Linked DNA regions of Homo sapiens: region 2 is linked to region 1. The links are chromatin loops, found by intact Hi-C in ENCODE. Cell type or tissue: ascending aorta. All regions are shown on one strand. Links, peaks and the distances in the headings refer to the core of each region. The heading gives the core; the rest is flanking DNA.

Region 1 (15,188 bases), core at 1,726-9,725:
TCATATGCTCATTTTAATATAAACAAATCCATACCTACTGGCCTCCCCCAACCCTCTTGTCTGTGACACTCCAAATCCCAGGAAGCTTGCGATGAGGAATGAGGATGTAAAATATCTCACGTGAACAGAGAGGATGTGCTTTTCCAAATGGCCTTCCTAATGACTGCTCTTCTCGTACCACGTGCTTGCCTGGTGATGAGATCCCCTAGAAGGACTGTTCACCTGGGTCTGTCTAGCAAGGCTGGCAGGGGCCCCACCTGGTCCACAGAAATCAAGATATGGTTGTTGTGCACTTCTGTCCTGCTCACGTGGCTAGATCTTTCAAGCTAAGGAAAATAAGAGAAATCACCAGTGTTACTGAATAAAGAAAGCCTGTGGGGTACAAAGAGACAAATAGACTATGAGATTGAAGAAGTCTATACATAAACAAAGCTGGGGTTAAATTCATTTAAATGAGTTCGAAGACACTTGTCCAGTAAGATGAAAACATATACAGAGTATTATGAATACCACCACATTAGATACAAGATTGAATATTCATATGATTAAGTAACAGGCGTCTTTAGCATTTGTTTGAAGGTGAGGGAGAAGTGTCCTCACATTGGATAGCTAGTCATCTGAGATGATTTGCAAAGCCATCTGTCTCTACACTGCCATTCATCTCAGCTTTCTCTACATTTCACAGTACTTAAAGACTATGCCAATGATTTTGGTACTTAATTATATCTTGCCCTGAAATGTCATTTGACAGTTTTGGTTACCCATGTGTAATATTTTTATCTAGAATGTATCAGCACCTAGCACAATGCTAAATATATATTTGGTACTATATGAATTCAATTTCCTTAGATTATGACCAATGTTGCTTTGACATTATTAGGATACCATTGTTTTATTCTTACATTGGATTAAAAAAATCCAAACACCTAGCACCTATTTACCATTTTCACTGTGGGTTTCAATGGATAAAACCAGATATCAACTTGGATACATCCAAGATTAGACAGCTCCCTGTGTAACTATAGATATAAGAAAGAAAAATAAGCCTCAGTGTCTTTTGAATCTTGCTCTCAGTTAAGGTTCAACATAAGCCCTGACATCTTTATTTATTTTTGTTTTTATGTTTAATTTTATATATGCATGTATGTATGTTGAGACAGGTTCTTGCTCTGTCACCGAGGCTGGAGTGTGGTGACATGATCACTGATCACTGCAGCTTCCCAGGCTCCAGCTATCCTCCCACCTCAGCCTCCTGAGTAGCTGGGACCACAGGTGCATGCCACTATGCCCGGCTAATTTTTGTGTTTTTGGTAGAGATGAGGTTTTGCCATGTTTCCTGGGCTGGTCTTGAACCCCTGAACTCAAGCAATCCATCCGCCTTGGCCTCCCAAACCAAAGTGTTGGGGTTACAGGTGTGAGCCACTGTGCCCAGCCAGCCCTGGCATCTTTTTTTTTTTTTTTTTTTTTTTTTTGAGATGGAGTTTCGCTCTGTCGCCCAGGCTGGAGTGCAGTGGCGTGATCTCGGCTCACTGCAAGCTCCGCCTCCTGGGTTCAAGCCATTCTGCTGCCTCAGCCTCCCGAGTAGTTGGGACTACAGGTGCCCGCCACCACATCCGGCTAATTTTTTGTATTTTGTTTGTTTGTTTGTTTGTTTGTAGAGACGGGGCTTCATTGTGTTAGCCAGGATGGTCTCGATCTCCTGACCTCATGATCTGCCCACCTTGGCCTCCCAAAGTGCTGGGATTACAGGCGTGAGCCATCGCACCCGGCCCCAGCCCTGGCATCTTTAAGTAGCTTTGCTAACTATTCCTGTGTCCTTAGTGGTCTTTCAACTGCTGGGAATAAATAGCCTTTACTGTCAGTGTGAATGGTTCTGAAAACTAACTGCATGATAGAACCACCTACAGAGTTCATTAAAAACATAGATGCCTGTTAGCCCAACGTGGTGGTGGGCGCCTATAGTTCCAGCTCCTAGGGAGGCTGAGGCAGAAGAATTGCTTGAACCTGGGAGCAGAGGTTGCAGTGAGCTGAGATTGCGCCATTGCACTCCAGCCTGGGCAACAGAGTGAGACTCCATCTCAAAAAACAAAAAAACGAAAACAAAAAACAAAAAACGCAGATGTCTGAGCACATCCCCAAAAATAATTAATTAAATCTTTATTGATGAGACCTGGATATCTGCATTTTAAAATAAATTCTACAAAGGATGCTAACCAGATTTTAGAATTGCTGGTATATGTCGCTTCTTTATAACTTATATGTTTTGGATTAATGATGATCTTTTTCGTCACGTGAAGACTATCTTCACAATTAGACTATAAGATTTCTCTAGGTAAGAGACAGTATATTTATATTTCCTGTGGTTACTCGAATATGATTTTGCTTAATTAATATGTCTTGCTTTTGTGAAACACATTTAACTTGTCTACTGATGATGGATCAAATTGTGAATATTATTTCCTTTTTTCATCCGAGAAGCTAGGATTAAATTCCTTTAAATGAATTTGAAGAATTTTGTATTTATAACCAGAGTCATGGGTTGTATTCCAAGTAAAGCTTTTTTTATTTTTTATTTTTTTATGAGATAGGATCTCACTATGTTGCCCACACTGGTTTTGAATTCCTGGGCTTCATATGATCCTCCCATCTCAATCTCCTGAGTAGCTGCCAGATAAAGTTTTTGAAAAGTGTTGTTGAATTGGGAATCTTTTTTCTCTTAGAAAAATAGAATTAATTTTTTTTTAATAGAGATGGGGCCTTGCTATGTTTTCCAGATGTTTGCCAGGTTGGTCTTGCACTCCTGGCCTCAAGCAATCTTCCTACCTTGGCCTCCCAAAGTGCTAGGATTACAGGTGTCAGCCACCGCACCTGGCCATTGTGCCTGGCCAAAAAATATAATTTTAAAAAGACCAGAAAGACTTTTCTTTAGAGGTAAAGATGAATGAGCCTATGTTAAAGTGTCATTGAAAGAAATTATTAATGGTCAGTCGTGGTGACTCACCCCTGTAATTCCAGCACTTTGAGAGGCTTAAGTAGAAGGATCTCTTGAGCCCAGGAGTTTGAGACCAGCCTGGGCAGCATAGCGAGACCCTATCTCTACAAAAAATAAATAAATAAGATGAAAAAGAAGTTATTTATTCTTCGATCATGATGGCAGGCAATCAAAGAATCTTGGAGGCATACTAGTTAGAGCTTTTAACCCCACAGGTCTTCATTGTCCACATCGGTGATGACCATTTTTTTAGTAGACAAGGCAAGAACTTAATGAAGAGAATTACTTTACGTTTCTTGAATTTACTACTGAAGAGTTATAGGTAGCTAATAGCTAATATTTTCGTAGCTAGTGTTGGGACACGGAAACCAACCCCCCAAAATATGGTGCTTTGATGGGCTGAACTGTATAGTATATCTGATATATTTATATAGTGTATAAAAAATCACCTGACACAATAGATGGATAATATATCTGATATATTTATATATCGTATAAGAAATCACCTGACACAATAGATATGTAATATATCTGATATATTTATATATTGTATAAAAAATCACCTGACACAATAGATGGATAATATATCTGATATATTTATATATTGTATAAAAAATCACCTGACACAATAGATGGATAATATATCTGATATATTTATATATTGTATAAAAAATCACCTGACACAATAGATGGATAATGTATCTGATATATTTATATATTGTATAAAAAATCACCTGACACAATAGATGGATAATATATCTGATATATTTGTATATTGTATAAAAAATCACCTGACACAATAGATGGATAATATATCTGATATATTTATATATTGTATAAAAAATCACCTGACACAATAGATGGATAATGTATCTGATATATTTATATATTGTATAAAAAATCACCTGACACAATAGATGGATAATATATCTGATATATTTATATATTGTATAAAGAATCACCTGACACAATAGATGGATAATATATCTGATATGTTTATATCAGATATATTATACATTTATATATTATACATATACATTTATATATATACATAATAAATACATTGTATTATACATATATGTATATATTATACATATACATTTATATGTATAATATAGTTGACATATTTATATATTTATATCGGATATATTGTACATTTATAATATATTTATTATATTTTATATTATAGTATATTATCATTTATAATATATTGTTATATGTTATATGATATATATTTATAGCAGACATAGTAAATATCTATTGTGTTAGGTGATTTTTTATACAATATATAAATATATCAGATATATTATACATTTAAACAGTTAAACACCTAAACAGCCCAATTTTATGTGGATCAGTACTACTAACGGCTTAGGGTAAAATGACAGCTACAGCATAACTAGAATGTTAAAGTGGCATGTCTCAGACAACGTGGATGGACATAAAGTATTTGAGAGAATATTGCATAATAGAAAAAAACATTGTAAAGACTAAAATACTAAATAAGACCTTTTTTTCCCGAGCAATAATTTGCCCAGGCTGGTCTCAAACTCTTGGCCTCAAATGATCCTCCTGCCTTGGCCTCCTAAAGCATTGGGATTATAGGCATGAACCACTGCTCCTGGCCAGAATTCTTGATTAAACAATAGGGTCTAAATAAATTTAAACCCCTTTTATTCTTTTTATTCTTACAGGGTAGACTCAAATATTCTATTTCTTTCCAACTTTATATTCTTGTCATAACAACCCAGTATTCTCTGAGGCAAATGGATGCTTATGACCAACTGGCCTGAAATGGGGGAATATAGGGTTAGTGGTGAGTCACATATAAGAAAATGCAAGAGAATAGCAGTGTATCATATTTCAAAATAAAATACAAACTATACATAAAACTGACCCCAACAAGTATCCATTTCATTTCCTGTCGTGTATCTATATGCTTTCCTGGAAAGAATAAACTTCAGTTCACAAAATCAGATGTAGAAGATACATCACTTTTAAAAATTCTACGTAATTTTAATTCCAAGATTCCCATGCCACCAGGCTGGTGGGAAATCCAGTTTAAGTTGTAATTAGGCCTTTTCTCCAGTATTACATATGAATTTGAGTGTAATACCCCAAAACTTGAGAAGGCCATTGTATCTCCAGTCCACTGGGGCAATGAATAGCTTGAGCACCTGATCATTATAATGACCCAGATGTGTATCTTTTTCTTTTACTCTGCGGTGAGTTTTTCTAAGGGAGGAATCCTATTTTGTTTAATTTTGTATTATAGCATGGGATATTGTGCCTGGCAGATAGTAGGCAATCAGTTAGTATTTCAGGAATAAACACTCTTGGTCAGTGATACAGCTAATGATTTGCAACAAGCATATCCTTAAAGTACCTTTTCAGTAACGATTTCCATATGAACAAAGAAAAAAACTAGAACCAAGAGGTAAAATTATAATCCTGTTGTCTTGTTCCCATAGCCATACTCTGATTTCTTTTATGTTCTGTGCCCTGGCTTGATACTTAATTTGACAGCTAATTATAATGTTTATTAAGCTCTGAAATATACTTTCTCCTGGCCTTTTTGTCTGAAGTTGTTTGAGGTGTCACCATGGTTGGAAGTTAAGAGCATGGAAGCTAGACTTCTTGGTCTTGAATTCTAGCTTTGTCACTAACTTAGTAACTTTGGGCAAATTACATGTCTCTGCTTCAATTTCATTTGTTAAGGTAGTACCTATTTCACAAGGCTGATGGTGGCAGCAGTGGGGCGTCCAGAGCTGCCGCTGCCATCACGCCAGCTGCAGCAGGGAGGGGCGGGCAGCGGCGGCGGAGCAGCTGCGGGAGCCGCAGTGGCTGCTGTGGGACATCTGTGCCTCGCGTCCCCTGTGCCTTGAGACCCCAAAGCAGCCGACTGCGCCGCCACCATCCTCGCGTTGCCGGGTGGGGCGACGTGCTCCCCGGCCAGGAGCCTCCACCGCTCCGGACCCTGGCCCTATGTCGCCGCTCTCGCCCGCCGCCGCCGCGGAGTGGGAGTGGGGAGGAGGGGAACAGTCCTTGGAGCCGGCCCCGGGAGTACTCCCGGAGCCTGCCGCCCTGGAAGCCGCCACGATGGACCGGGCTGAGTCGCCCGCCGGAGGGGAAGCAGTGTAGTCGGGCACGGAGGGGCAGGCAGAGAGGGGCCCCAAGGCGGAGCTGGGTCCGGGGCGGAGCGGTGTTCGCACACAAAGCGCTGGGGCTGGACCCAGGGTTCGGGGCCAAGGCGAGAAGTGGGAGCGGGGCCCGCTTTGGGGACCCGGACAGCGGTGTGGCCACCGCGCACACCTCCGACAGCGCCGCATTCCTGGGCCTTGGGAGGAGGCTCTGAGTAGGGCCGCCTGGGGCGCGTCTTCAGGGTCCTCCCGGCACTGGGGTGACCGCCGAGCTAGACGCGCCTGAGGGCTGAGCCCCAGGGCTCGTGATCTGCTCCCGGAGGCGCCCCCCAGGCAGGGCCGTGAGCCGGGCGAGGGAGAGTCCTGGGCTGCCCCTGAGCCCCGGGGCCACGGGAAGAACTTGCAGCGACGTCATCCCTGCCCCGGACACAGTCCCGGGCCCAGGGAGGACCTGGAACATTCCCTTCCTCCCCCCCCCCCCCCCCGCCCCCGCCCATCAGCCCAGCCTGCAAGGAGGCGCCACCGGACCTGCACACTCAGGAGCAGGTGAGCCAGGGACAAGCAGGAGCCCCGCCCCTTCCGAACTGGTGGAGCAGGAGCTCCCAGGGTGCAGCTGCAGCCACCTTGCCGCGGCTGTGGACATTTTCTGTGCTCTCAGAGGCCCAGCAAAGTCCCCTGCCCACTGCAGGCTCCAGGGTGCCTACTCCGGCTGCCTGGCTTCTCTCCACTGTTAGCACCCACTCTGAACTCAGAGCAAGGTCGGGCCGAGCCTGGGTACTGTCACAGCCTGGCCGAGCGTGCACACGCTCAGGACAGTGCTGATACGCCAGCCCCCTGCCGTCTCGGCCCCCTTTGGAACTTGGGCACCAACAAGCGTGGGAGGGAGGCTGAGAGGGGTCTGAAGACAGCTGGACACTGACTTGCAGGCGCTCCTTGGCATGAACAGCCTGGGAGCAGGAGGCAGACAGGTTCCTGGGTGGAAGGGGATGGGTCCCCAGTGAAGTCCCACCCTCAAGCTGGTGAGGGCTTGAAGCCTGCAGACCAGAGAGGTAACTTGTGGTGCTGCTCCCTGGGCCCACTCATGGCTGCCCATGGACCAATCAGCATGCATTTCCTCCCTCTGAGGCTCATAAAATCCCCCAGACTCAGCTAGATTGGAAGAGAGGATGGGAAGACAATGGATGACCTACCTGTGGAGAGAAACTACCCATTCCAGAACCTCCTCTCTGCTGAAAGCTGAACACTCAATGGGAAGACCTGTTTGCAGAGAGGAGCCAGCCACTCCAGGGTCTCCGTTCTGCTAGAAGCTGAACACTCGTTGGGACACCCTTGCTGTGGAAAGGACATCCTTACTGTGGAAATGAGCTACTAACTGCAGGTCTCCTTCCTCTTCATCTTCCTTATCCTTCTGTTCCATTGCTCAGTAATGCTCCTCTTCATCTGTCTCATTCTCCACTTGTCTGCTTGATGCAGGAGCTGAGGAGCTGCACAGCAAGGTTAAAAGAGCTGTAACACAAACAGGGCTGCAACATGCCCCTTGCTCCCCACAGGGAGAGAAGAGCTCTGGCCCTCGGAGAAGCCCAGACCTGGGAGCTCCTTGAGCCCGGGCTGTGACTCCCTCTTTGGGGCCCTGGTTGGCGTCACTGCATTCGCCAGTGCCACTGTTGGAAGCTGCTTGTGATGCGCCTGGTCCAGGGGGAAGCTGTTTGTTGTGTGCCTGGTCCAGCCACCTCATGGAGAGCCTGTGCTGGCACCTGGAGCTGCCCAACCTGGGCAGCAGCTTGTGTGTGTGACTGCACAGTGGCCACGCTTGCTCACACACCCCTAGCACACCCCTCTGCTCCACCCGTCTCAATCTCCCTTGGATCCGGGATCCAGGTTGGTAGCAAGTGCGAGTGGGCAGAAGCAGCCCAGTGGGCCCAGAGCAAAACTCAGGCAAAGGTGCCACTAGACTGGCCAGGAAAGCGACACCCTAAAGATCCCATAATGCTGATATGTTAATTCTATTCTATAAGCACCACACAGAAGTGATAGCTTTTATTTCTTATTTTGTCTAGCCTGGAGACAGAGCTAAGGATTCCTTGAACTGCAAAGTCTTTTCCAGTTCTTAGTTTATACAATCCATACTCACCTTCTGCCTAACTAAGCATTGTCATTTTTGTGCCAAATGAAGAGTAGGACTCCTACGATTGTCCTCAGACTCTCTTGGCTCAATCCTCCTGCTTTAACCTTTCCTACTTCAAAAACTCCTGAAGTTTTGCTTCCCCTTCTATAGAATGGAAATATATGTCGCAATACTTACTGCAAAGAAAATTATATATTTTAAAAATAGACTAAAGAGATGTTGTGAGACATCAGACATCAATCAGATGTTGTGAGAACTGATTTCTGCATCAGAATATCTCCTTGACTTTACAGCTATCCTTTAATCCTGGCTCAAAGTTCCAGAAGAAAGATGATCCAATATAATACTCCTATTTGGACTTTGAGTCATACACATTCCTTCTTCTGAGAAAACGTGCTTCTGCATGAATCCTCCCTTCATTATTTTCAGCTCATCTATTATTGAATCTGAAACCCCAGGTTAACTGACTGATCACTCTCATCAGTGGCAGATTTTGGTGTAACATAGGACACATCACTCCCAATTCAGGTCAAGTCCCAATTATCTTGCCTCTCAATATGACATGTTCAATGTTGTATTTCATTCTACTTCATTTTAATGTAAAAAGTCTTTTCTGGTGAAGTCAGTCTTTTATTTTCTCATAAAAATTCACCCTTTGGGTTTTTCATAGGGTATTCCCATAACCAAACACACTTTACACTTTCCTAGTACATAACCCAATACTTTCTTCTTTCCCCACAGTCCTTACATGAAGCCTACTCAGACCGACATCACTGTATCATTTTTTTGTATTCTGAAGTCCTTCAGCACTTGATTCCTTTAAGTTTAATCTTGGTATTCTATTGGGAATCATATGGAAATGTACAATGATATTTATTGAATGAACAGGAAACAGGGAAAGACATTGACCAGAAAAAGTGTTTATTCATCAAGTCTTTAAAGATACAAAAACACGTGTCTTCTGTGGAGCTCTGAGAACAGGACTCCAGCAAAGCACTTTTCAGCCTTGTGGTCTTCAAGCATTTCCAAGATCTGTGACATTGGAAAGAAAAAAAATTAAGACAGATTTGGGTCTCCATGAGCAGAGAGTATTCTTTCCCTTAGTTCTGGGTAGCATAGTGCCCAAGGAAACCTAATCAGTACAGTGGGAAACCAAATCTATTCCAAATCATTACCCATAAGCAATCCTATGGACTCTCTGAGGTTTGACAGAGTCAGCGGCCCTCTCCAATAAATGTGTTTTTCTATAATAATGTGCAGTGTGAGTAATTTGATGTTTTTGACAAATATTTACCCAGCGTTTTATGAAGGAGAAGGTTTGGGGGGCAAGCTGAAGGAGCTCTGACTGCCTTTTGGAGGAGTGTGAGTGGCTTACCTTTGCTGCAAGGAGCATTGTACTCAGCAATTGCAAACTCATCTGAAAAAAAAAAAACCAACAAAAAACCAGAAATCATTACATGAAGTGAGAAAGAAAGCAAACATCTGTGGGATACAGGCCAAGGAAGGAGTTTGTTGTGGGAAGAACAGTATTGTACCAGAAACATAAGCATCATTCATCTGATGTGTTGCTTGCTACCTTATATTCTCCTTTCAAATATAGTGTTTTATATATTCTTTTATCCCAAACTCCTGAAGGACTCTTCAGATGTTCTACTTACTTAAATCTCATATTGTCATACAGTCCATTTATCTGATGAAAAGGGAACTAAATATCCCACAGGTGTTTTGTATTAGTAGTTGATAAATTTATAATGTAGGTTGTTTCTATAATGTATGTATAAGAGACAAAAAGAGGGGCATCAGACTTGATGGAGACAAAATGAAGTGATAATGTAATTACTTAATGTAATAAATAACCCCAACACATCTCCTAAACCTGAATTTCTGTGATCAGGAATTAAATATTTCTACGTGAAAATCACTCTCACTCACCCGTCTCGTAGTAATCATAGACTTTCACTATGGCTGGTTTCAGATCTCTTACTGGGACATCTTGCAGAACCGTGAAGAACAAGCTCAGTGTCTGATTTGACACCTGGAAAGCAAAAGTCAATTAAATGACCTTTCAGGAAGCTTTCTTCTCTCTTTGAATTAGTTTAAGTATTCACCTGTTTTTTGGGGGAAAAGCTTTATTATCCTACAGCACACTATAGGGTCCTTAATTAAATTGTGCAGAAATCTCTCAGAGGGGATGATAAATTCTCCAGATTATTTCTTAAATAACTAACATAACGCATATACCTCTGTCAATGCCAATACATAGCTCTGTTCATGGGGGTAAATGATATATACTTTTTATTGGATGACTAACTGTGTTCATTTTTTAATATCCAGAGATTTGGTATAGTTTGACTTCTCTGTCTTGCAGGAATACTTGCGTAGACTCAAAGAGGCATCTAAAAGGTTGATCTTCCCAGGCTTAAGTTTCATAAAATTTGTAAACTATAATTCCCATCAACTTATGCATGAACAAACTCTCCTACCACACATATCTATAAAATCAGATTGGTTTACTGGTGAACTGGTCTTATTATTTTATGGTTCAAGTCCTTGTGGAGACTGACAGTTTTTTTTCCCTTTCATATTGTTGTTGAGTATGTTGATAATTAACTAATAATTGACTAATCACAAGGGCTACTTCCTTATATTACTGGGTATCCAAAAAACTTGTCAACATAATAAACACATTTTGTGAAGATTTCTTGCTTATGGGATTTTAGGAATATTCATATCCCAAGATCATAATAAGCCATTTCTACCTGTAATCCCTGGTGAAATATAAATAAAGGAGAGAAGAACATTCTTTTAGAGTTAACATTAGAATTCTCAAATTTCTAGCATGGAAGTGATGTTTCTAAAATGCATTTACCTTCCCAGATGTTCCCTTAGAGGATTATTATCTACGTTTTTTTGCAAATAGACTGGAAGTTCTCTTACCTTATCAAGGTAAATCAAGACATGGTTGCTGCTGACTTCTGTCCGGCTCACATGGTTAGATCTTTCAAGCTGAAGAAAATTGAAATACCACAAATGTTAATAAATAGATGAAACCCCTGGGGGATCCAGAGAAAAAATCTTTGTATTGCCAAAATAACCCTGAGGGTAGAATTCTTCAAATGCTTTTTGTAAGGAAATATATAATGTAATACAATTAAAAATGAAAGGCATAAAGGGTTTACTATTAGTATAACACACGACTAATGTGTAAAGTTATTTATCTGAAGAAAAGACAGCTAAGTATCCTAAACTTGGTAGTTACTCATATTTCAAAGTTCAATTCAGTTTCTATTTCTTCATAAGGAGTTTTTTTCCTGTTTTGCTTGCTCTATTTTTCTTTTAACTTCTGTAATACTTATAGTTTATGCCAATCAGTCATTTTCATATTTTTCACTGGTTCGTGTTCATATCTTTTATCTTCTTAGCAAAATTCTAAGCTAAGAAGAAATTGAAAAGCAGGAACCTGCTGACAATCTTTTTCTTGTAGTCATGGGTCCTAGCACAGTGCTCTGCACATGGTCAGCATTCATACAAACACATGTGATTATATTTCTGAGCTGGAAAAAGGATAAGGCTTTGATAGAGATTGACTTTAATAGTATTTTGATATTAGTATTGTCTTATGCTGGGGATACATACATCATTAAATAAAATAGGGCAGTCTGGGGTTATGATAAACCTACCATTTTCACTGTTGGCTTCAGGGGAATGAAGCCAGAGACCATCTTCACATCAACGATCGCCATGTTGGAGGCAGAGCGGCTCCCTGTGTAACTGAGGATCCAGGGGAGGAAAGGATTAGGGTTTTCTGTGTTTTTAAATATTTTCTTCTTCTATGTCCATGTTAAGCATTCCACAGCTCTAAAAGGTACACGTAAGTCTTCCCAAATATCTTATCCCAGTGGTTTGTAAAAGTGGTGTGCGTAGAATTTTTAGGAAGCCTGTTAAAGCCACAGAGACCAGGCCCTACTCTAGACCTGATGAATCAGAATGTCTAGTGTATGGGGGCTGAGGATCTGCATTTTTTTTTTTTGATGGAGTTTTTCACTCTTCTTGCCCAGGCTGGAGTGCAATGGCATGATTTCGGCTCACCGCAACCTCCGCCTCCTGGGTTCAAGTGATTCTCCTGCCTCAGCCTCCCGAGTAGCTGGGATTACAGGCATGCACCACCACGTCCGACTAATTTTGTATTTTTAGTACAGACGGGGTTTCTCCATGTTGGTCAGGCTGGTCTTGAACTCCCGACCTAAGGTAATCTGCCCGCCTTGGCCTCCCAAAGTGCTGAGATTACAGGCGTGAGCCACCACGCCCGGCTGAGGATCTGCATTTTAAGAAAGCTCTACAAGTGATGCACAGGCTGTTTGTGACCTCTAATCTATGCCAGTTATTTTATTTATTTGTTTACTTTTATTTTCTTTCAGCTGACAAAATGATGTATATTATGAATAATAAATTTCAGTCTACATTATTTACAAAAACAACAATAATTTATAATGTTTACTTAAACACTGGCTTTCAACAAAACACTTAGAAACACCTAGCGTCTTGTCCCCGAGAGTTTGCATCCGAAATTTGGACTGCTTAATTTATTTTTTGGCATATATATACACCAAATTAAATGAAAAAAATATATATATATATACTTAACTTTTAGGTTCAGGCGTACACATGCAGGTTTGTTATATAGGTAAACTCGTGTCATGGGGGTTTGGTGTACAGATTACTTTATCACTTGGGTACTAAATTTTGCACTGAATTGTTGTTTTTTTCTGATCTTCTCCCTCCTCCCATCCTTAACCCTCAAGTAGGCTCTGGTGTCTGTTGTTCTCCTTTTTGTGTCCATATGTTCTCATCATTTAGCTCCCACTTACAAATGAGAACATGCAGTGTTTGGTTTTCCATTCCTGTGCTAGTTTGCCAAGGATAATGACCTCCATCTCCATCCATGTTCCTGCAAAGGTCATGATCTCATTCTTTTTGATGTGTGCCAGTTATTTGTTACATGTATTTTGTCCTAACTTTTTTCCTGAATAGTATCTCCAACCAAGTAATAATATGTTTGTGGAGAGAGAGTTTTTTATCAGATCTGCAGCTATTTAAATATTGATGCATATAAGTGTATCTTCCCCCCAAATTAATTATATCATATATAACCTGAGATTTATTATTGCCAGTAGGAATTCTAACTAAGGAGTCACTACTTCCTTCTATTCAAACTTTTCAATAATTCTTCATCTCTATCTTCAATAAAGCAAGAATAATATAGGATTTCATTACATAACAAGGAATTCAGGTCAGAGGCAATGGGTAATATTTACTTAGTTGTTATTGAGGGAAATTATTACCCTTTAAACAATGAGGTTGCACAATAGTAGATCCTGGATGGACAATGTAAACCCCATCATTGAGAAATTATATCAACTTAAGAGAATACATTGCATTTTTTGTGAATAGTGCAAATATCTACTGTTGCACTGCTTTACTTAAAGAGGAGTTCCCGAAAGAAGACTGGTGGTTATTCTTAGGATTAGGTGATAGAGTCAGAAGGTCTTACCTGACACTTAGGGAGATTTGGAAGCTGGTGTGGGCTTTGGGTTCATCACAAGTTTGAGGCAGAGTCTGCACTCCTAAAGCAAAGGGGAACTCTTCCTTTTCTGGGAGAATATTGTATTTCAAGGATGTCTATAGAACATCAAAGACAAAATCAGTTTTTTGCCCTTTCCCAGAATTCCTGTCCACGTCCCTAACCCTTTCTCTGATCTGTCCCATTGTTTTCTGAGTTAGGACTTCTCAGAGAGAACAGCTGCTGTCCTCATCTGTCCTGTCCTCACCTGCCCAAGAGTCTCACCTGGAGGTAGACACATCCTTCTCCTGTCACTTTCATGCTGTATTCCCCAGGCAGCTCTGGCAATGAGACCTGCTGCAGTAACAGGCGGTTGTTGTTGTCCACTTGGAATTTGCTGGAAAATGTCCCTGAAGACTGGATAGTCACCTGTGCAGCCTTCCCAGTCCTGGTAAATGTGGCTGCTCCATATTTGGACAGAGCATGGAGAGCCACCACTGTGTCCTGTTAGAGACAGATGAGTGAGAGAACCCATTGGGCATTATAAGGCTTTGAGGGCTGAGATATTTTTCAAAGACCCATGTGAGGGACTTTGATTTCCTACTTCCCTCACTACTTAAATATAGGAGCTGTAATTTCAAGATTGATTATAATCTTTAGATAGTTGAAGAACCATAACATTCACATATCTACCTTGGACTGTATGCCCTACATGTTTATTTTATTTATCAGAAAATTGATCCTTTTCTCTCTGTAAGTATATGTGGGACATGGAATGTGGAAAACATGTGAATGGCAATCAGTTATTGGCATCAGCTATTTGCTAACATGTCTTTCTTGACAACTATGCTCATATCTGCCACCACTCAAGCAAAGTTCAGTCTGGCTCTCTCCCATATTAAACTTTGCTCAGTTGCTGAGGTCAGTGTCCTGGAGAGAACCCAAGGTTCTTTGCAGCCATGAGCAGAGTCATGCTTCAGTTTCTCCAAAAGAAATAAAAGATGAGTATTATAATTATCTTCTGGATTTAATGACATTTTTATTTGGCTTTCCCTTTTTATTGGATGATTTCCTGTTCCCAGTGAATGTCTGCTGGTATGTATCCTCAACAACATTAAACCTGCTTGGCCTCCTTCAAATAATATGTTTCTAATAAATGAATGATAACCTTTAACAAAATTACTTAGTTTTTTTCATTCATATGATAAAAGATTAATACAATGGAAATAGGATGGAATGCCATTTTGTCACATTTTTTCCGTTTTAGGGTATATAAGCAAACATCCGAATTCTCTGAAGATAAAACTTTCTGCTGTGTACATATCAATGAATTGTTCAGATACATGGTTATATAGCTAGATTTAGGAGGTT
Region 2 (17,231 bases), core at 4,031-12,030, 220 kb after region 1:
TCTCTTTGTTCCAGGAAACTAGGAAAAATATAACATTTAATACATGGGGAGAAGCTGAATTGCTTTTCAGTATGACCTTGGGAGCAGGGCCTTTTCTTTCTTTAGCTCTTTTCTTTTCTTTTCTTTTCTTTTCTTTTCTTTTCTTTCTTTAGCTCTTTGGTGATGGAGACGAGGCAAGCTGAGCCAGGCTAATCACCAGACATATTGCCATATACACCCAGAGGAAAATACCACTCTCCTCTCACCAATTGCCTCTCACAAGCACCCAGACACACTACATCTGGGGATGCTGTACGTGTACACACTCTTCTCTCTCTTCCTGAGTGTCCCTGTCTACCCAGAAAACTTCTGTTTGCTTCATAACACATATCTCAAAAGTGACTTTCTCTGTGCAGAATTTGGTGAAGCCCTCTCTCTTACATCAGGCCTCATGAAGAGTGGTCATTCTTTGGAAGTATTCTGACAGAATCCTGCAATGCCTGCTTCTGTTTTTCTTCTATAGTTCATTCTCTGTGCACCATCTCTCTACTTTTCCATACTGTGAGGTGTTGAGGGCGGCGTCTGAATTTTGCTAATCTGTAGATTCCCAAGACCCAATGCCAGCTCCTAAAGGTGTGCCAAAGGATTGAGTGAACTGACACACAAATCCTGGCTTGTCTGTAGAGCATACATTCATCTTGGCAATCCCTTATTTGAGGAAAACACAGATACTGAGTCATTTCACAATTGTCACGACGTGCAATCCATTTTATGAATCAATAAAAAAATGTATCCCTTTTTGGGTAGGAATTCTATATTCTTTTTTGGTAAATGTTTCATAGATGTTGCTGCCTTATGTCTGTGACTTTCCTGAAATTGGAGGATGTCTCTTTCCACATGAGTAGTAATGACTTGCTGATACTTCCTGGCCCTTTTGACAGCAGAAAATTGTGTAGGGAATTAGGAAATACAGATCAAAGAGATAATAGAACGGGAAAAAAGGAGGACAATTTAATTTTCTGGAAATAATGCTTATGGTTCTGCAGCAGCTGCAGCATCACTGGGAAGGAGCAGGAAAAGCAGGATCAAGACTGGCGGGGGCAGTTGATTTCCCATCACGGTACAGAAAGGAAGAGGGCAGAATGGGAGCCTGAGCCCTCGATTCTTTTAACCCTGTTCTTGCTCCAACTCACTGGTTTTTATTTCATCTGATGGGCAGTGAAAGTAAACTGCCAATCATTTATTTTTGTAACATATTAACTACTTCCAGCATAAAAAAATCAATTCCAGATCATTTTCATGACCATATGTATTAATTTATCCACTTTCCCAAATTTTCTAAATTCCTGAAAAATAGTAGTTTGAGGCTACCACTAGCTCAGGTCATTAATCAGTTTTAAAACTATTTTCATGAAAACACAAAACAAATTACATGGTTTGATGAAATAAACCAATATTCTTGCAGTTTTAAAAAGAGGTATTAATGTAAATCCATATCCCAAATATGTTTTGGTAGTCTAGGGAGCACAACATACATTCTTCACCCAAGATTCATCCTAACTGGCTCTTCAGTGAAACAAGGAAGTGAAATCTGTCATAGAATTTTAAATAAGACAAGTTTGGGAGCAACCTCTCCATTGCTTGAAAGATTCACTTTTGATCTGTATAAGTATTCTTATATTTACTATTTTAAAAAGGGCAGTTCATTGGGTATAACAACATATGTAATATATAATTACTGTTTCTTAATTCATTCAACATCTAGAATATAAATTCAGTTAATTTATTTTATTCTCTAAGAAAATGATCTCTCTCTGATGAACATTCTTATTTAATTTTATCCTGAGTGATAGAAAATATTTTATCAACAGTGATGCATCATCCTATTTGCTTTCCAAAGGGGATTCAGATGTTAGAATTTATTTTTATGGAACACTGAAAATAAGAAAGGTCCCATTGTTAAATTAATAAAACTAGGGCCTTATAAAATTGAAGTCTGGATATTTTGAATAAAGAACTGATTTCAACTATAAAATAAGATGTGAAGAGAAATAGGCACTTCTGAGAACGGGGAATATTTTACTGTGTTCCTTTCTAAATTGGGGCTAGGCAGATCTTGACATACACTTTTCTATATGACCTGAAAGAGTGATGGAGAAGTAAAGATGATGTATGTGACAACCCTTGGTGGACTGCAAAACTGTAGATATGTAAGCTATTAAAATTCCAATGATGATAAACTATGGCTAAAAAAAATGCCAAGTCAAATGGAATAAACTGTAGTAATACATTGTGTTGGCCCTTGTAGTCGACAAATGCTTGCTTGGGTAATTGTAAAACTCTTCTGCTTTATTTTGGCTCCATTTGTATGCTCTCTTACTTCCACTCATCTTCCCAGCTCTTCCCACATCCCACCCTCACCCCTAGATTACCATAAACGTGCTTATTCTCTATCAGTTTAATATGGGATAAATTAACCTATAATAAGCAGTAAATGACTTTTAAGAGGTCTCTATATCACTTTTTCCAGGCATGATCATACTTTTTAGATACGTACCAAACCTGTATTTGACCAAATGCTGAATGACTAAACATAAAATCCTTTTTTGTACGTATGAAGCAAAAATTGTCATCACAGTTTGAACTTCTGGAATAGAAGAATAAATCTCAAGAATTATCAGAATTTTATCATTTTAATTTTTAATTAAAATATTTTAGTTGATACATTTGAAACATTTGACATTATAGGGTAAACACAATACTTTCTCAGCACTGTCAGCTAAGGCTTCTATACTCTTGGGATCTTCAAACATTTTCCTTGTATTCCTTAAAAGAATTTTATTAAACATGTAATATCTTACATACACTTGACATCTAAAGTGTCTACACTAAAATAAGTGTAGTATAATACTGATGTTTAAAAAATAAAATGTAATACCACTTTTTAAATGTATCCGATGAAATGTAGACACTGCAGTGATTTTTTTTGGCCACCACCGTTCCTGTAAAACACACATGAACACTTTTTTCACCAGCAGGAAATTTTATATCACTCTTGTTTCTTTTTGGTCTTATATTTTCATTCTACTTCCTCAGGTAATTTTATCCTGGAGTTGCATACTTCAATATATTTTATTGATCGCCCTATTATATGTTTCTGCAACTAAAGATCATCAAAGATTATTATAAAAATATTCTTGAGCCTGTAAAGTTCTAATTAGTAATAAATGTTTTCTAGGTTGCATTATCATTAAAATTATTATCAATATACTATTTATAAAATTATATATCTGCTATAATCTTAATAGATATTAAAAATGAGAACATTTTGTTCAAAAATAATTTTTTAGTGAAATAAATCATGTATTCCAGCTGGCTCCCTAAGATTGTGTATTCTTGGATGAATATTGCTTATTGCTGGATTAAAACAAGTTTCATCTATTCTCTATTTGTTCTACCCTGCTCTATTTCAATTCTAGAATATTGCTATTCTGTTTTCTATTGTATAGATGTAAGCACTAAGGAAACCTGTTCACATAAAGAGAGAAATAGAAATAGGGGACGTTCTATTATAACAATGTTATCTAATTATTTAGGCTTCCATGTTAAAAGCCAAAGGTCACATTATAACCATTAAAAATTACTTTTAATTATCTATCAGCTGATAAGTCCTCTGTAATTTTATTGAAAGCAAAGTGCTAAACCAGGTCAATTGCAACAGGATTTGGAAATCAGCCATTATGATCATTCTTATTCTCGGTTCCTAGAAAGTATTCAATAAAGGCTTAAAAGGACTTATAAACGGCCACCAATCATTACTTTCTTACTTAAAAACACAACTTTTACCAAATATACTCAGAAAGTTTGGAAATTTTGAAATATCATTTATTTTAATATACTTTGTCAATATAAAGCCTCATAAAAGGCTTTTATCTGATCAGAACCATAACCTGCACATTTAGCTCATTTCATTTAAAGGAAGTCTCCACCAGTAACCTGATTTGCAAAGCCAGTCCTTATTGTCAAAATAACCAGTCAAACTGGACTTATTTCTAACAGAAAAAAATGTTGCATTATTTTTAATTTCAATAAACTCACTAATATATATTCCCGGGATGACTCTCCCACTTTGCAATTCTAAGATGAAGAGTTGTGCTGAATATTTGTTACCTAGATGAAGTAAGACAACCCTACTTTGGTATTTCTTTCCATGCTTTCTGCTTTATTCTTATGGAACTCTCAGGGGGAATACAACATTGACAAGAGTTGGAAAAGGGAAGAGGGGAATTTTAAATGTGAATTGTAATCATTTCTGTCACCTCTACAATATGTATGAGTACTGAAAATTTCAGAACAGGCCAAAAGAATCAATTTCTAACATCATGTTTTTCTTATACCAGAAATTGTTTTAAGACAGATGGGTATATGATACCTACAATGGGCTTATGATGCCTTGATTAAGAGAGTTTGTGCAAAAGAGAATTTGTGCAAATATTAATATTTTGATTTATCTTTTTGTAAGAGACAAGCAAGGCGTTTTTCACTCCAAGATACATCTAAAATACATATTATAACTGAAAGAGAAAATGTATATTAAAATCAACTCATAAGTTATGCCTTGATTATATTACAGCATGATGACAGTGGTTTTATAACATTGCTTACAACAATCGTAAGATTATTGATCATTCATAATTTCAAGGATCCCAGAAATGACACTGACATAAACTGAGGGCAAAGCTGACTGTAACTAAAAGATTTTAGCCAAATGTCAAAGTCAAAGATAAATGTCATAGCGCCCTAACAAATAGTATATGTTTATCAAAAGCGATAAACCTGGAGATGTCATCACAACAACAAAAACTTTCATGAAAAAGACAAGACAAAGGTAAGTTACGACTGTAATTGTAGCATTAAATATAGGGACTAGAAGAGAAGAGATATATGTGAAAAAAGTTGACTTTGTAATTGAGAATAGTTTTGATACATTAATTGTATAACAGATTTTTCAAATGATCCAAAATAAAGCTACTTTTCAAAGGAACTCTACAAAAGACATTATTACCTTTGGACATATTTCTAAACCAACTTTATTTTCAAAGAGAAATGTGTTTACGAAGCATTGAGCAACTTTGGGTGGGTTGAGACCGAAAGTATCCTTGCCACTTGAGTATACATTGGGGGAGGCAGAGCTGGAATCATTGGCATATGTGGAATGAAATTAATGCATGTATTAGCACATAAGGGATGTGAATAGCAATACTTTTCATAAACAAAAAAAGCAGGATTATTGGTTGTAAAATTTATCTACCATGTTAATATGCTGAATAATCCTGTACGTTTTCTATCCTTGTGAATACTTGGGCTGGCAGAGAACAGGCTGGAAAAATCAGGAGATTACAGACTACGTTTCCATCCTTCAAGTATTTCCCTGCATGGATACTGAGACGTAGAACAAATGATAAAAAGAACATGATGAATGTGCTTTTTGTCTTATTAGAAAGACTCACACTTAATATGACACTATATTAATATTCAGAGATCAGGCCAGTGGGCTTGTCAACTGAGCTGTAATTCCACCAGCCTGCTTTAGTCAATACTGCAATGGCGCTTCCTTCTATACATATTATTAGAAACTGCCCTAGTGGAAAATAATCTTCTACCAGCCCAGTCTTGCTTTTTATATTAGAATTAAAATTTTTATTCATTAAAAACATTATTAGGAGAGTGAAAGGAAAAGTCACAGAGAAGAAAAAGATATTTTCTGTATATATAATTGACAAGTGCTTATACCCAGAATATATTGAAGACTTCCAGAAATAAATTAGAAAAAGACCTAGCACCTTACACAAAACATCCAAATAGCTAATAAATATATGAAAAGGTACTTGGTCTCCAGAGAAATGCAAATTAATACCACAATGAAATCTCTACATATCCTCCAAAATGGTTAAAGTTAAGATTCATAATGCCAAGTTTTAGTGAGGATGTGGAGCAACCGAATCTCTCATCCAATTGTGAAAATGAATCATCATTATCTACTAGAATTCATCATCCACAGAGCCTCTGTCCCAGCAATTTTTACCGCTACATAAATACCCAGGAGAGTGACAGCAAATGTGCAAAAAGTCACGTATAAGAACATTTGCGGTTGCATTATTTGTAATAGCTCTAAATTGAAAACAACTCAAATGTCCCACAACAGGATATGTAAATTGTGGCATATTCATACAATTAAAACTTTATAGTGTTTTTCAATGAAATAGAATAATGTTAACTGCATCAGTGTCAATGAATCCCATGAATATAGAACTGAGCAAAAGATTCCACATACACACACACAAACACGTATACACAAACACATTACAAATCATATAATTCTATTTACAGAAACACTGGTGTGTTCATTCTAAGTCATCCAGACTAGTCTTCTTTCTTGCTCTTAGTGAATCACCAATGGAAGTTTTGCTCAGGAGAATGAAATGTCCCATACTTGTACATGCAAACACTGGGATCCCCAGTTACCACAACCCCAACCTGATGGGTCTCCTACCTTCACCTCCTCAGCCATACTAAACTCCTTGCTTTTCTTTGGCAGTTGAGAATCTTTCTACTTGACTTGAAGCCTTCACACCTTTTATTATCTTCTGTTGTATTGTTCTTCTGTATATGTTCTGATAGCTAACTTCCTTACTGCCTTAAACCTTTGCTCATCTATCAGCTTCTCAATGAGGTCTACCCTGATCACAGCATTTAAAACTGCAAAGTCTAACCCCAATCTTATGATACTCTTGATCTCCCTTGCTGTGCCTTTTTAAAAATAACATTTGTCATTTTATGACATGTTATAAAATGAACTTACTTATATTTCTTGTTTATTGCCTGTCTCTCCTCTCTGGAATATAAGGCAGAGATGTCTTGTTTTTCACTGTTTCTTATTATTCAGAAGTATATCCACTAATAACAAGCATTCAATAATTATTTGTTGAATAAATAAATGAAAAGAATTATGTGCCCATGAGAAACAACACTTGCTTTTTCTTTCTTAAAAGTATATAAAAAGATGAATGGATAAATTGAATTGTATGCATATATTTAATATAGAATGAAGCAATAATATTTCAAGGAGAATGACTTAAGAATAACTTCAGATGATGTGAAGTCAGTCTTTGTACAAGCAATCACATAACAGAGTCAATTATATAGTTTTATCAGCAGATCACAGGGCCTTCTTTCTCTTTTGTTAGTGACATAGATGAATACACACACACACACACACACACACACACACACATATATTCTGTATAATCATTAAAAATGTCACTTAATGTAAGAAAGAATGCGGTTCTCATTTACATTCTTCTAGTTTATTATTATTTCTTGAGAAAATATTGCTGGGTTAATTATAAAATAGATTCTGGCTGTTGCGTGTTAGCGCGCGTCCCGGAGTGCGCATGCGCAGCGGCGGGGGTTGTTCCGGCAGCCTTTCACTGAGGCCACCCGCCAGTTTCAAATTCAGTGGCGTTTGCCCTGATTCCCGGGGCCTGGCTTTCAGCGTAGCAATTCTGCCGGCGAAGAAGGTGAGCGCAGTGCTGTGTGGCAGCAGAGGTCCTTAGGACGAGGAACAGCGGGACGAGGAAGGGCAGACTGGTGAAATCGCAAACTGGGCGTCTGTTCCGGCACCGGACCCCTGTTTGCAAAGGTGGGTGGCCCGTCCGGAGCGGAAAAACATTCCGGAAGTGGAGGGCCGGGCCAGCGTGATTGACAAGCGGGAACCCCTGTGTGGGGACGGGGCCGGCCTAGGAAGGTTGTGCCTGCGGTGGAACGGCGCGGTGCGCAGGAGTCGGCATTAACAGCAGCCGCGTGTCTGGGTCTTAGATTTGGCCTAGCTGTGTTGAGCTTTTCATGGATTATGTTACGTAGATAAGACACTGCAACAGTGAGTGAGCGCTTGTAACCCACCTGTCTCTTACAGAAACTGAGCCCCAGCGATACTAACTTTAGCAAGGATACAGCTGGGATCCTAAACTTGGCGATCAGAGCCCAGAGCCGATAAAGTTAGCTGCGTGAGTCTAGCTTCCCCCGGGGCGGGAATCGAGGCGGAGCAGGGTACAGTACGGAGGCCAGGGATGAGTGCAGTTGACCAGATTGTTGACGGAAGTGTCATAAAAGTGGACTTAAATGTTGATAAGCAGCTGGTTGGGTTCCACACAGGTTGCGAGCTCAGGATGCACGTTGGAGGGGACACAGGGCCAGAGCAAGGTGGGAATGCGGGTATTATGGGCCAGGCCATCCTCCAGCTGGTGGAGCACCGCAGCACTGCAGTGTGTGGCCCTGGCTTAACAGCAGTGCGGAAAAGCTTTTCTCTTGGGGCTGTGGTGCTTTCCAGGTGTGTGAAGTTAAAACATTTTAGGGCCATACGGTAGGTAGTACCTGCCACATAGTTGTCTTGGTCAGCCCCGGCTGCCGTGACAAAATACCATAAACTGGGTGGCTTAGACACAGAAATGTGTTTTCTCACAGTCCCAGAGGCTTGGGATGTCCAAGATCAATGTGGGGAGGACACAACTGAGCCCACAACAATAGTCTGTACTCGGTAATGAGTGATAATTGGGGACTGAAGAAAATGAACACGTTAAGAACTAATATGTTCCTGAAGTGCTTTCACAACTCTAACCTCGTTTTATGAGCGTGAGCTTTGCTGTCCTGGTGTGTGCCTTGGCACTGGGAGGTGATGGTTGTCCTCCACACAGCCAACCTGAAGAGGGCTGAACAAGTCGCTGCAAATGTTTTTAATAGGGCTTAGTGAATCCGTTATACTCAGATTTATCTAAACCTCTATGATTTAGCCTGTGCTGCTTCTGGAATAATGAGATCCATAATTACCACTGATGGGGAAGTGAAATAATACTTAACGTTTCTTCTGTATTGTTTAGTGTTGTCATTCTAGAGTTTGGTCACCAAATCTGTCTTTTTTATCCCACTTACCCTGGTGGGAGGAAAAGTGAGGAGATAGAAAGTTTCAGGTGGCTTGGGGGTCTGGCAGATGTGGTTCAAATCCTGAGTTCAAGCACTTGCTGAGTGACCTTGGGCAAGTCATATAAGTTTACTGAGTCTCAGTTTCTTTCTCTATAAAATAGAGCTTATAAAAATACCACACAGGGTTTTTGTGGGGTTATCTGAAAACGGTTTGAAACCATTAAAGAACTGGCCATTTAACTAATAGGTATTCAAGTCATGGGACCTCCGTTACCCAGCCTCGGAAGAGAAACCTTTACTTACAGCCCCGATGTCTGGCTGGCTCCTCATTCATTCATCAGATTTTTGTTGAATGCCTATGAGGTGTTGAAGCACCTAGTTCTGAGTCCTGGAGCCAGAGAAGAGCAAGACAGACAAGGTTCCTCTATTTATGGAATGTATATTCCAGTGAGGAAGAATAAATAGGTTCAGATGGTGCTAAGAGCTATGAATAAATTAAATACAGAGTAATGTGATTTTTAAAAAGTGACTTAGAGCAAGCTAGGGGGTGAGGAGTGGGGGTGGTGTTTGACCACTGTCCAGCGGCCAGACAGCCGGAGAGGCTTCTCTGAGGAGGTGAGCCAAAGCCTGGATATTGAGGAGGACTCCTTCTCCAGGCCAAGGGGAGCAGCAAGTGCAAGGCCCGAGCTGAGTAGATGAGGCTGGGAGCCAGACCAGTCTTAGGCTGACCAGTGCTCTGTCTTGAGAGGAGCTGCTGGTCAGCTTTTTGTCTTGGGATTCAGAACGAGGAGACATAAAGACTTTTTACTTGGCAGTGGGAGCTGAAGCTGAAAGGTCCAGGGGCTGATGAGGCCACGTGTAAGCGAAAGTTTGGGATAAGCAGAAACCGAGTGCGCTGAGGGAGTGAGATTGTGGCTGTATCCGGCGCCTGGCTGAGCAGGAGAGTGAACCCCGTGGGTGTGTGTTTGCTGGTGACGTTCCTGGAGCTGTCTTGAAGTCCGAGCTGCCTTGCAGCTCTAGTCTGCTTCTGTTTTTGGCTTTCCCAGATAGTTTCAATTCTTACTCTCAGTTTGTGAACCTCCCTTCAGTGAACCTCCCTTTACTTATGCTGGATATCTCTTGCGACTGGATGAGCTTCACTAAAGCACAGTCATTTGGATCTGGATTCGAATCCCTGGTTTTCCACTTTTTAGCTGTGAGTTTGAGCAATTATTTAATTTCTGTAAGCATCAGTATCCAGTAGCTGTATCCTTATAGTGTTGTACAGATTAAATGAGATAATAAAAGCAAAAGACCACTGTAGAGTGTTTAACACATAGGAGGTACTCAAAAATTTGTTAGGTACCTTTCCTCCCCTTTCCTTCATGTGTTAAAGCTTTTTCAGTACATACCCCTCTCTCAGGATTGAATTGTAAGTCATATTTTTTAATTACCCTTCTTGTAATAATTCCTCTACCTCTGTAGTCATGTTTTTCTTTTTTCATTTTTTCTTGTCCCCAGAATGTCTAACAAAACAGCCAAATATACCTCTGTAAAGACAGAGGGTAAAATAATGCTAGTTCTGTGAGTTCTCTCTTCTTGTGCAAATCCATAAACTGCCACCAATCTGTAGTCATTTTAATTGCCCCTAAACCGAAGAGCATCATGGCAACTACCTTTCCCCTCGTAGAGTGACACTATCACTAGTCTTACTGAGGCCAAAGTTATAAAGATGGGCTCTCGATCTACTAATATTAGTAAAATGGGTTTGGGACTTACTAACATTTGTGCTTAGAAGAGACAGACCTGGCAAAGAGCTTGGAGAAGTGAGTTCCAAAGAGAGAGGTGTGGGAACCAGGATGGAAGAGTCAGGCCTCCAGATAGCGTTTACTTCTCCTTTCTTCCTTGAATCACTGTCTCAGAGATAATTAGGTTCAGAAGAGGAGGAAAAAAAAGATGACGTCAACATGGAGCAGAGTTTTTCTTAGACCTTAGCCTAGCAAGGAAAGAGAAATGCCTGGTCTCAGTGCTGGGAAGCTGTTTCAGCCAGAGCCCCGTGGCTGTGAAGAGAGCTCTCCTGTCTGGAGCCAAACAGAAAGCTCATAGGTCTTGAGGCCAGAAAAGTTAGTAGGTGGCGGCTCTGGTCGGTGCTGGAAATGGAGGCCAGGATGAACTAAGAAGCAAACTAAAGATACTTGTAATATAAGGACGTGTAGGCTGGGTGCGGTGGCTCACGCCTGTAATCCCAGCACTTCGGGAGGCCAAGGCGGGCGGATCACGAGGTCAGGAGATCGAGACCATCCTGGCTAACACGGTGAAACCCCGTCTCTACCAAAAAAAAAAAAAAAAAAAAATTAGCCGGCCGTGGTGGCGGGCGCCTGTAGTCCCAGCTACTCGGGAGGCTGAGGCAGGAGAATGGTGTGAACCCGGGAGGCGAGCTTGCAGTGAGCCGAGATCGCGCCACTGCACTCCAGCCTGGGTGACAGAGTGAGACTCTGTCTGGGAAAAAAAAAAAAAAAAAAAAAAGATAAGGACGTGTATGTTAACTTGCGCTATCCAAACAAGCTGTGCTTATGGTCCTCTGCCTGTGCGTCATGATTTTCCAGGACTTCACAACGGGATAAAGTGAAGTAGCTTCGGCTTGTGAATGTGCATTGCAGAGACGTGGGAGAAGAAAGCTGCAAAAGTCATTATGAGCAACACCCTTGATCTTAGGGGTGCTGGTCTTTGAGAAGAGAGCTCTAAGCCTTTTGTAGAGGCATTAGAAAGGTATCGGCGCCACGGTGAAATGCAGGGGAGATTGGGTTTAGGGGCTTTCCTGGTCTGCATTCTGCTACAGCCGTTAAATGCCGCTAGATGGAGTGCGTGATTCTGGTATGGCCTCATGTGGACCTGCGAAGGATGGAGAGAACATGGTCTCTGCTTCCCAGAAAAAAAGGAGAAATTTGGTAACAAGTGTGGAGACTGCTCTTAAATAATGCTCCAGATTTCAAGCCACTTCTTCCTGGACCATGAGAGAGCTCCCTAATGTTGTATTTATTTTTCCTAGGTCCATGGCTAATGAAACACAGAAGGTTGGTGCCATCCATTTTCCTTTTCCCTTCACACCCTATTCCATCCAGGAAGACTTCATGGCAGAGCTGTACCGGGTTTTGGAGGCTGGCAAGATTGGGATATTTGAGAGTCCAACTGGCACTGTGAGTATGAACAGTGAGAGATACTGAAAAGGACAACTTAACGGCAGCTGTGCTAGCTTTTCCTGTTTGCCCATCCAGAGATTTTCATAGTTTGAAGTTGGGCAGAGTAGTCTCTCTCAGTTTATCTTTCTGAGTAATAGTCGCTTCCTCTATTAAAATCTTTTTTTTTTTTTTTTTTTTTTTTTTGAGACGGAGTCTCGCTGTGTCGCCCAGGCCGGAGTGCAGTGGGACGATCTCGGCTCACTGCAAGCTCCGCCTCCCGGGTTCACGTCATTCTCCTGCCTCAGCCTCCTGAGTTGCTGGGACTACGGGTGCCCGCCGCCACGCCCGGCTAATTTTTTGTAGTTTTAATAGAGACAGGGTTTCACCATGTTAGCCAGGATGATCTCAGTCTCCTGACCTCGTGATCCGCCCACTTCGGCCTCCCAAAGTGCTAGGATTACAGGCATGAGCCACCGTGCCTAAAGTCTTAAACATAGCTCTGTGGTCTGAGAAAAATTAGGCTGAAGTCATTGGTGCCTACCTATTACGGTAGATGAGATGGCTTTCTTACCAACTCTTTTCCCTCCGGTTCCCCATCCTTCAAATATAATTCTAAGTTTTAGTCTCTGCTGAGTGAACCAGTGCGTTATGATTATGTTTTGAACATAATTTTGTCTTGAACAATATGTCTTAATATTCTGTTTTCTCTAGTTAATAATTGCCCTTTTAAAGTTAGTTTAGTTTTTAATATACCTATGCCAGTTCCTCCCACATCATCCAGTGGCCTCTCAATATGATTTTCCATACAGATAACTCCTGTCTTAGTCGGCCAGGACTGCCATAGTAAAATACCATAGACTGGGTGACTTAACAGGAATTTATTTTCTCACCATTCTGGAGGCTGGAAAGTTGAAGATCCAGATTCTGGCAGGGTTCTGGTTCTGGGGAGGGGGTCTCTTCCTGGCTTGCAGATGGCTGCGTTCTTACTGTGGAGCAAGAAAAGAGGAGGAGGAGAAAAACAAATCTTTGGTGTCTCTTTCTCTTTTATGAGGACAAGGGCTGCTCCCTTATGGCTGCTCCTTTATGACCTCCTTTACCCTTGAAGGCCAGATCTGTAGTACAGTCACATGGCGGGGTTAGGATTTCAACATATGTTTGTTTGTTAAGATGGGCAGTCTCACTATGTGGCCCAGGCTGGTCTCGAACTCAAGCGATCTTCCCCTCTCAGCCTCCCAAGTACCTGGTGGCTGGCAAGATCCAAGATTACTGGTGCACACCACCATACACAGCTTCTTTTGTTTGGTTTTTGTTCTTTAAAAACTTTTTTTTAACATGCATTTTGGTGGGGATACAATTCAGTCCACAGCAGTGACCAATTCCATTTTTACCTTGGAGCCCTCCTGGAATCCTCCATCCTTTCCCTGTCATTTGAATTAGTTGCTCCTCAGACTGACTTGACAGATTTCAGCATGAGTGTTAGTGGGGACAGACGGCCGCACCCACACCACATCAGGGTATATGTCCGTTTGGAGGCTTTCCTCAAACGTCTGGCAGCCCTGGACTGCCTGTGTATGCTGAAGAAGAGGGCACAGAAAGGCTGAGTCTGCAGGGCAGGCTGGCTGTGGCTGCCAGGCTGGGCTCCTTTGTTGGGGGCCTCCAGTTGCCAGCACATCTGTGGGATTTTCCCTAGAGTCTTCGGTCTCTCCAGAGCAGGTGCCTCTGAGCTCTGGCCCAGCAGGTACAGACGCTGAAGCCCAATAGCCGGTCTTCCGGGAGGTGGTCTGGGGAAGGGGATCCAGGTGGAGAGTCCCCCTCAGTGCCTGCTTTCAGCCTGACCCTCCTCTCCCTCCCTCTTGCCTCCTCAATCTGCCAGTTGCCTCCAGGGCTCTCCTAGCTCAGCTTCCACTTAGAGCCCACTTCCTGTGTTCTGCAAGGAGCAGGAGCAGGGATTGCAACCTGGGAATCTAATTGTTCTTAAACAGAATTTCAACCCGTCCCTTTGTTTTCAGTGGCCTGCTGTGTTCCTACCACTTCCTGAGTCTTTCTGAGAATGAGTGGGGGAGATCTCTGGGGACACTTGGGCTTGAGTGTCTCTGCCGAATCACTTCCATGTCTCTGCCTTCTTTCCCTCTCTCCTAAAACATATTACTCCTTCCACTTTCTTTGTTTTTGTGGGTGTAAGCCTCCATATTACTTTGGTTAATTTTAGTGTGCTTTGGAACACAGATGAGTGCATGTTCATTCTGCCTTGTTTAATTTTAGAGACAGGGTGTCGCTCTGTTGCCCAGGGCCGAGTGCAGTGTTAAGATCATGGTTCACTGCAGCCTCGACCTTCTGGCATCAAGTGATCTTCCCACGTCAGCCTCCTGAGCAGCTGGGACTACAGGTGTGCGCCATCACACCTAACTAATTTTTTAATTTGTAGAAATGAGATCTCACTATGCTGCTCAGGCCGGTGGTCTTAAACCCCTAGGCTCAAGCAATCCTCCCTCCTTGGCCTCCCATAGTGCTGAGATGACAGGCGTGAGCCACTGTACCTGACCCCTTTTACCTTGTTTAGCCTGACAACCCATCTTCTCCCTCTCAGGTCTTTCCATCTCAGTCTTCTGCACTCCAGGCTTCTGCATCTTCCTCCTATGCTCAGCCTTTAATTGTCGATGTTTCTGGTTCTATAGCTTCATCTTCTTGTGTGCACTCTCTGTGAATGTACCCTGTGGCTTTATTACCTTTGACATTCTTCTGTCTTCTAAATCATCTCCTGAATAGAGTGTTTTCTCCTGTCCTGGGTGTCCCCCAGCCCATAGGAGCAGCCATGCTGTGGGACACCCTGAGTGGGGTCTGTGTTACCTGTTGTGCCTACCATGCCCTTCCCCGCCTTGGATGCACAGGTGCCCCACCTTAGCTGCCCGAGATGCTGTTTATCCTTGATAGTCACCTTTTAAGCCTTCTACAGGTCTATCAAGTTGAGTCACCATTACCACTTGGTGTGTGCTGTGCCTTGTGTAACACTGCAGTTCCGGGAGTCCTCCAACCTGGAATGCATGCTTTGCGGGGATCTATGATGCCCTCGAATTGTATGTTACATGTGAACCTGTGAGCATTTTCTAGGGGCTCTGCACCTTTGTGTTCTCAGCTCTGAGCCCCATGCTTGCTGCAACCAGCAGGTGTTCAGAGTGAATGAATTTGCTTATCTTGGCATAAATCATGTAACTGTTGATGATACCCCAGGAAGGTGAGCCTTTGGTTATAAATCCTTTTAACATTTTCCAGTCTAAAAGTTTTGTGGTCTTATTACAGGATGTAGAAAACAGTGGGCCTCAGTTATTCTTTTGCTGTTGTGCCGGAGTATACCACGGTTGTTTTTGAAAGATAACTTTGACCATACCCTTAGGAACTTCCTCAGCTCACTTTCAAATGGAGGGCACTGGCTTTCTAACCATTGTGTCTCCCAGCCCAGTGACAGCTGAAGCTGTCTGCTTCCGATATCACAGGCAGCACAGAAGAGCCGCCCTCCAGGTGCTGCTGGGAAATGCTGCCTGGAACCCTTTGCCATTTACTTTCTATCAAAAGCTGAGGGAAATGGTACATATGGGGCTTTCCTAAAAATATGGGATCCATCCATTTGTCAGCAATGTCATTCTATCCTATCCCAGGGCCTTTCAAGATTTTGGTGAAAACTAATAGATCCCATATTCCAGAATAATGCTATTAATAATTTTATTATTATTACTTAATGATAGCAAAAAGTTAGCTAACTCCAACCGCTCACTTGTTATTTGCCAGGTAATCCTCTGATCCAGAGGATTTGGCCTTTTGTGTGTGTTAATGTCCTGCTTGCACCAGCTGTATGAGGAAGGTGCCACTGTTGTCATTTCCATTTCTGCACTCGTGGAAACAAGCGTAGTGAGGCCAGCCTGAGCCACAGAGCTGCAGGTAGGGGAGGCAGCTGGAACCCTGGCGCCTGGCTGTGGAGTTTGAGGCTCTGACTCCTGCGCCGCGCTGCTGCCCCAACCCTAGTCATACGAGGTGTTTCACCCCGCCCTGGATACTCTGAGATCCCCTCTGGGTTCAGCAGGCTCAGAGAGCTGACTGCCTGGAGCAGAAGGCATGGGGTCCTCCAGAGACTCCCCTGAGCTGAGTTCCCCTGTGGACACCAGGGCCGCCTCCTTGTGGCGCTCCCTGAAGGGTCCTCTCTGGAAGAACTGTATTGGTTCCCTGGGGCTGCTAGAGGAAAGCTTCACAAACTGGGGCTTAAACAACAGAAACTGACATCCCACAGCGCTGGAGGCTGGAGTCCGAGATCAAGGTGTCAGCATGCTTGGTCCCTTCTGAGGGTCGCGAGGGAAAGATCTCTTCAGGCCCCTTTCCTTGGCTTATAGGGGCGTGTTCTCCTTGGGTATCATGACATCGCCTGCCTTCTGTGCATGTCTGCATCCACGTGTCCCCTTTCCAATAAGGATATTAGCCCTTTAGGCTGGGTCCCGTCCTAGTAGTCTCATCTTAACTAATTACATTTGTGACAGTCCTATTTCCAGATAAGGCCACATTCTGAGATGCTGGGGGTTAGGATTTCAACACAGGAATTTGGAGGAATACAATTCAATCAGGCTTATGGACAATTCTGGTCTTAAGTCAAGAGTAGTGTTCTCCAGTCTGTATGTGGAGGCGCACACCTATGGTCCCAGCCACTTGGGAGGCTGAGGCCAGAGAATTGTGTGAGCCCAGGAGGAGTTCCATACCAGCCTGGGCAACATAGCAAGACCTCCTCTCAAAAACAGACAAAAAAAGTGGTGTTCCAGAGTGATTAGTTTGCTTTAAAAAAAAAAAAAAACAAAAAAACAAAAAAAAAAAAACACAAACCGTAAACACTGGCACTCGTGACTGATCATCCTGTATCCACGCACGAGCTGCACGAAGGCCGCGCGGTCACTGTGGCTCCCCGTTGGCGAGTACCTGGGATTTCTTGCTCAGCAGTTTGGGGCCTTAATTCTTTTAGGGGACTTTTTGTCTAATGTCTCCCCTTCTTCTAATTATGTGCGATATTTACATAGAATCTGATAAACTGCTTCAAATTTGTTTTCAGAACAGTGAGCTGGATAATTAAAGAAGCTTTTT

Evidence for each region. Hi-C counts contacts between places; a loop is a spot of excess contacts. Peaks named below come from ENCODE experiments on the same cell type or tissue, not always from the same donor. Only the 100,000 strongest peaks of a DNase experiment are listed, where the experiment ranks them.
Region 2: it touches region 1 in a loop (3-fold over the local background); 5 of 110 quality-filtered maps call a loop at or near these places.

Annotation. Positions count from the first base shown.
Region 1 is chr12:9,058,551-9,073,738 of GRCh38, forward strand. It overlaps A2M (alpha-2-macroglobulin), which reads right to left. Exons shown (of 36, transcript NM_000014.6): 30 at 14,103-14,321; 31 at 13,809-13,936; 32 at 11,938-12,028; 33 at 11,195-11,263; 34 at 10,190-10,292; 35 at 9,633-9,674; 36 at 9,158-9,289. The coding sequence ends at 9,273. LINC00612 (long intergenic non-protein coding RNA 612) reads right to left here and starts at 6,520. Exons shown (of 3, transcript NR_034140.1): 1 at 5,718-6,520; 2 at 1-326. It overlaps A2M-AS1 (A2M antisense RNA 1), which reads left to right and starts at 6,627. Exons shown (of 2, transcript NR_137425.1): 1 at 6,627-6,678; 2 at 7,276-9,505. It also overlaps a transcript of KLRG1 not described here. RefSeq lists silencers at 5,856-5,905, 5,966-6,015. In ascending aorta, for the core only: a CTCF peak has its summit at 5,747; DNase peaks (open chromatin) are centred at 5,781, 6,101, 6,601 and 7,797; H3K4me3 peaks cover 2,153 bases; H3K27ac peaks cover 2,974 bases.
Region 2 is chr12:9,276,216-9,293,446 of GRCh38, forward strand. LOC642846 (DEAD/H (Asp-Glu-Ala-Asp/His) box polypeptide 11-like) reads left to right here and starts at 7,442. Exons shown (of 22, transcript NR_024374.1): 1 at 7,442-7,681; 2 at 11,987-12,134. RefSeq lists enhancers at 7,040-7,888, 13,266-14,117. In ascending aorta, for the core only: no CTCF peak of the experiment used is centred there; DNase peaks (open chromatin) are centred at 7,466, 7,756 and 8,296; H3K4me3 peaks cover 1,550 bases; H3K27ac peaks cover 654 bases.